Linked DNA regions of Mus musculus: region 2 is linked to region 1. The links are chromatin loops, found by intact Hi-C in ENCODE. Cell type or tissue: heart. All regions are shown on one strand.

Region 1 (2,500 bases):
AAGAAAGAAAAGAAAAGAAAAGAAAAGAAAAGAAAAGAAAAGAAAAGAAAAGAGAAAAGAAAGGCAGGCAGGCATCACTGTTCTCTTGGGAGCTAATTACATAAAAAGTACTAATGATTACTAAATAAAAGCTTGAACTGGGGGAAGTGTAGCCGCCTGTAATCCCAGTACCAGGCAGAAGCAAGAGTTTCAGAAGTTCAGGCCAGTTTAGGCTACAAAGGACACTGTCTATAAATAAATAAACAAATAAGGGCTGGCAACAGTTACAAGCCTAGCCTACACGCAGTACAAGGCAGAGGCAAAAGGATCCGGAGTTAAGGACCAGCTCTGGCTACAAGAGACACTGAAGAAAGAGGAGAGGGAGAGGAGAGAGAAGAAGAGAAAGAGAAAGAGAAAGAGAAAGAGAAAGAGAAAGAGAAAGAGAGAGAGAGAGAGAGAGAGAGAGAGAGAGAGAGAGAGAGAGAGAGAAAGAGAAAGAGAAGAAAGAGAAAGAGAAAGAGAGGAAAGGAAAGAAAAGAAAGAGGAGAGGAGGGGGAGGGGAGGGGGAGGGAGAGAGGAGAGGGAGAGGAGAGGGAGAAGAGAGGGAGAAGAGAGGGAGAAGAAAAGAGAAGAGAAAAAAGAGAAAGAAGAAAGGAAAGGAAAGAAAGAAAGACAAGTTTTCGTTTGTATGCCACTGAACCCACATACTGAATGAAACAAATGCTTCCTGGGATAAATTTTCTCCACAGCGCCAAATCAAAAAAGCCAAAAGCTTTCATGAGAACACTAGGCTCTCAGATTAAGAAACTAACCCCAAGAGTGGCGTGGTTGCACACACCTTTAATCCCAGCGCCAGGAGGTAAAGGAAGGCTAGTCGGGTCTACAGAGCGAGATCCAGAACAGCCAGGGAGAGAGAGAAAGAACGTCAATATTATCACCTTTAAAAGCAACAAAAACAAAACAACAAACGCCGGTGAGGGGGCTCAGCAGGTAGAGGCATTTGCCCAGCATGCCGGGCTACCCGAGTTCAACTCTGGGACCCTCGTAAAGGCGGATGGAGGGAAGCGACCCCAGAGAGTTGTCCTCTGACCTCCACTCACGCGCCCACATCTACACCATACTCAACAATAGCAATAAATCTAAAACTAAAAACAAAGGCCAACACAAAGGAGAAACAACAGAAAGAAGTAAGCCACCAGAAAGCAGTACAACTCCAACCTAACAAACTGTACGAAAAGAAGCTGAACCCCAACCTCCAGGCTCTGGGGATTTTACAAGGCGGAAGTTTCGGGATGGGGGCGTGAAAGCTTCGAACGCGTTCCCTGGTCGGGTGTCGCGGGGGCGGAACAGGGAGCCTGGAGGCCCGAGCACTCACCTAGCGCAGCCCAGGCTACCCGCCGCAGCTCCGGGTCGGGACCAAGTTGAAATGAAACCGGGAAAGCCCCTCTTAAAAGGATAGTTCCCGCACCGGCGGGGACACGCCCCGGAAGTGCGTGCTCTACGGGCGTGCGCGCGCAGGCGGAACCTGCGGAGGGGCGTGGCCGAGCTCGGGGTGCTTCTGCGCACTGTGCGCCGCGGCTAGGAAATGGGAGTAGGCGTGGGGAAGGAAAGTAGGCGGGGCGAAGGACTTGGCAATACCCCGCCTACTTCAGTACTTACTCTGTGGACCATTATCTCTTCCCAGGGCTTCTTCACTCTGCCTTAGCAGGAGATTTACACTAAGCTGCTCTGAGGTTAGGAGGTCAGGGGCTCTCTTACAGGTGAGTGTCAGTGCTCAAGCAATTCGTTTATGACAAATCTTGCTTTAGAGCCCGGTACTTAGGATTATGAAGCCTGGGACCCATGTGTCAGGGTAACGCGAATACTCTCAAGACATGCTAAGGGGTGAGATTTTATTTCCAATTCCAGGTGATCCATCACCCTCTTCCTATATCACAAAACACAGGGCACAAACTGGTACACATACATGCATGCAGGCAAGCCACTGCATATATGAAATAATGTTTTACAGGGTTTAAAGTCTTCTAAATTTTTCACCAAAAATAGAAAATATATTTTCTGCTCTAGTAGATGTGAACGTTAGTGTCACAGAGCACAGAAAACTATAATCAGCACATCAGCAAGAATAAAAAAGACCACTTAGAGAGATATAGATCAATTACTCCAAGAGATGGATTTATAATCTATACAAATGCAAAGGCCTGTTAATTTATAAAACCGGATTATAATTTAAAAGCTTCTCAAAGGTGCAAAATGAATGTATATGGTATACTTAAATATATAGGAAATCCTAGAACCTACAGGATGAATCTGTAGTAACTAATCAGAAGTATCCGGGTGGGAGTTAGTTAGGAGTTGGGAATGATGTTCTGTAGTGGAGATGTCTTCCCAGGTGTACAGTTTTACACATGAAATGAAAGTTGTAATTTGAGTTTATGTAAATTATACCTCAGTGATGTTTTGTTGTTGTTTTTTCCTTGGATATTTTCTTTTCTTTTAAGAATTATTTATTATATGTATA
Region 2 (2,500 bases), 58 kb after region 1:
GACCTTCGGAAGAACAGTCAGGTGCTCTTACCCACTGAGCCATCTCACCAGCCCCCATACTTTTTTTTTTTTTGGTTTTTTGAGAAAGGGTTTCACTGTATAGCCCTGGCTGTCCTGGAACTCACTCTGTAGACCAGGCTGGCCTTGAACTCAGAAATCCTGCCTCTGCCTCCCAAGTGCTGGGATTAAAGGCCTGCGCCACCCCGCCCAGCACGATTTTTTTTTTTTGGATTGGGGTGTGCTTATGTGTGTGTGGGTTTGTCTCTGATGCCCAAACTCATCTTGACCTCCTGTTGTCTCAGTTTCCTAAGTAGCTGGGACTAATATAAACGCTAATTTCTACCAAGTTGTTAAAGAATGACATAAGAATAATCCCACACGATATTTACCATGTATGTTCAAAAGACCCTGTCCATCCATCTGATCAGCGAAGCAGTGAGTCTTACTTGAGGGTGGGGATACAGACACTCAAAGCAGAGAGTTCTTGCCTAGCTCTCATAAGTGCTGAGATTATCTTCATCCCAACATGAAATGATAAACCTGACTCACAGACATGTAGTCTAAATTAACATACCTGTATAAAACTTACCAAACATCGTTTGGCACATAGATGGACAAATATTGTTATTTAAGATAAGGTCTTGCTATGTATATGTAGCCCTGACTAGCTTTGAGATCCCTCCTGCCTCTGCATCCCAAGAACTGGAATTAGAGGCTTGTACCACCATGCCCGGTTTGGGCAATTCATTTTCAAACTGATTTACCTGAATTCCATTTCCCAGCCCCACTTCTGAGACTAAGTGCCTAATATGATGGCATGGCAAATTTAAATTCATAGAGATTAGTGCTGTAAATCAGGGGTAAGGGTAGACAAACTATAAGGTGCCTTGTTACCTCTAAATAGTCTCAAATTTCCTAAATTAGCTTTGGCAGACAATCAGATTTACCTGTAAATCCATGACATCCCCATGATGTCTAATATCGCACAGTAACTGATGGTCTCCTTCAAACCCTCCGTCAGAATCCAAGTTTCCAAAATCTCCAATAGACCACAGTGAAACGCAATTTTCCTGCAAAGCAGACAGTTTTAGCTTGAGGTGACGAAAACATCAACTCTAGGAAAGTCAGATTCAGATTGCCTTTCGGGCGACCTTGCTTCAATAGCATCTCAGACAAACGATATGGTTAAGAGTTGAAAAGATCAGAGATATGGCCAAGTTTGGACGGTATGACTACAGACTTGGTGAGGGTTTAAAACCAGATCCCAGGCTCAGACACACCACCAGGGCTCTCAAGTAGCGGGCAGCTAAACCAGACCAGCAAGCCCGCTTTCGCGCGCCAGCGCGGGGGGCGTGGAGCAGAGCAGCCGGGGCCCGCCCAAACCCGGTACCTCATTGTCCCAAGAGCCCGTGGCAAAGGTCTCTGTGGTCTGCAGGCTCCCGGAAGGCACTGGCCGCCAGCGGGTTTTGCTAATTTTCTGAGACACGAACTTAGCATAAATTTCCTCCATGCTGAAACCAGCAAGAAGGTTCAGCAGAAAGCACACTGCGCGCTCCTCAGGCCCGCCCCTTCCTGCGCAGTTCTGATTGGATGAGACCTCCTGAAGGAGACGGTGGCTGCAGACAGCCAATTCTCGTCAGCAGGAGCACACGCCAGCCCTTGGGCTGAAAGAATTTGAGATGTTCTTTCATGTCGGCAGCTCTGAACAAAAACCCAAACCCTTTGGCAACAAGATACACTTCTGCCCGGCGTGGTAGCGCACGCCTTTAATCCCAGAACTCGGGAGGCAGAGGCAGGCGGATTTCTGAGTTCGAAGCCAACCTGGTCTACAGAGTGAGTTCCAGGACAGCCAGGGCTACACAGAGAAACCCTGTCTCGAAAAAACAAGAACAAAACAAAAAAGATACACTTCTAATGCCAAGTCAGTCTAGGAACACTGAAAATATATTTGTGCAATAGCTGTGTATGTAATTCTAGAAGAATTTTCTTTACAAAATTAGGGTTTTTGTTCTTTTAAATGAACTTTATTATAAAATGTTGCAAACAACAACAAAAACCAAAATTAATCTGACCCCAAAGACTAAACAGCCCAATGTACTTTTGTACTTTTAGCATAGTCATTCCGAAGCTGTGTAGCTCCATATTGGATTTTATACTTTTACTATCTAGTATATATTTATTTTATCATCAAATATATTTTATGCAATTATCAACCACCAAAACAATAAAATCATTACAGATTTAGAACTCAGGAAACAATTACCTTTAATATTCTTTGATAACTAATTTTTTTAAAAATTATTTTTAATTTTTTAGAAGAGATTCTAAAATCTTATTTTATGTGTATGAATGTTTTGTTTGCACATATGTATGTGTGTGTGCTGCGTGTGTTTATGCCTAGTGGTAAGGCCAACAGAGGGGACTGAAGTCCCTATAACTTGAGTTACACAAAGTTATGACCTGCCTTGTGTGTGCTGGGAAATGACCTCAGGTCCCCTGG

The links. Peaks named below come from ENCODE experiments on the same cell type or tissue, not always from the same donor. Only the 100,000 strongest peaks of a DNase experiment are listed, where the experiment ranks them.
Region 2: it touches region 1 in a loop (5-fold over the local background); 2 of 42 quality-filtered maps call a loop at or near these places.

What each region holds. Positions count from the first base shown.
Region 1 is chr10:7,724,978-7,727,477 of GRCm38, reverse strand. Katna1 (katanin p60 (ATPase-containing) subunit A1) reads right to left here and starts at 1,478. Exons shown (of 11, transcript NM_011835.2): 1 at 1,355-1,478. In heart, no CTCF peak of the experiment used is centred here; a DNase peak (open chromatin) is centred at 1,517; H3K4me3 peaks cover 1,909 bases; H3K27ac peaks cover 842 bases.
Region 2 is chr10:7,666,572-7,669,071 of GRCm38, reverse strand. It overlaps Nup43 (nucleoporin 43), which reads right to left and starts at 1,568. Exons shown (of 8, transcript NM_145706.2): 1 at 1,391-1,568; 2 at 948-1,070. The coding sequence starts at 1,510. It also overlaps a transcript of Pcmt1 not described here. In heart, a CTCF peak has its summit at 1,481; a DNase peak (open chromatin) is centred at 1,571; H3K4me3 peaks cover 1,594 bases; H3K27ac peaks cover 981 bases.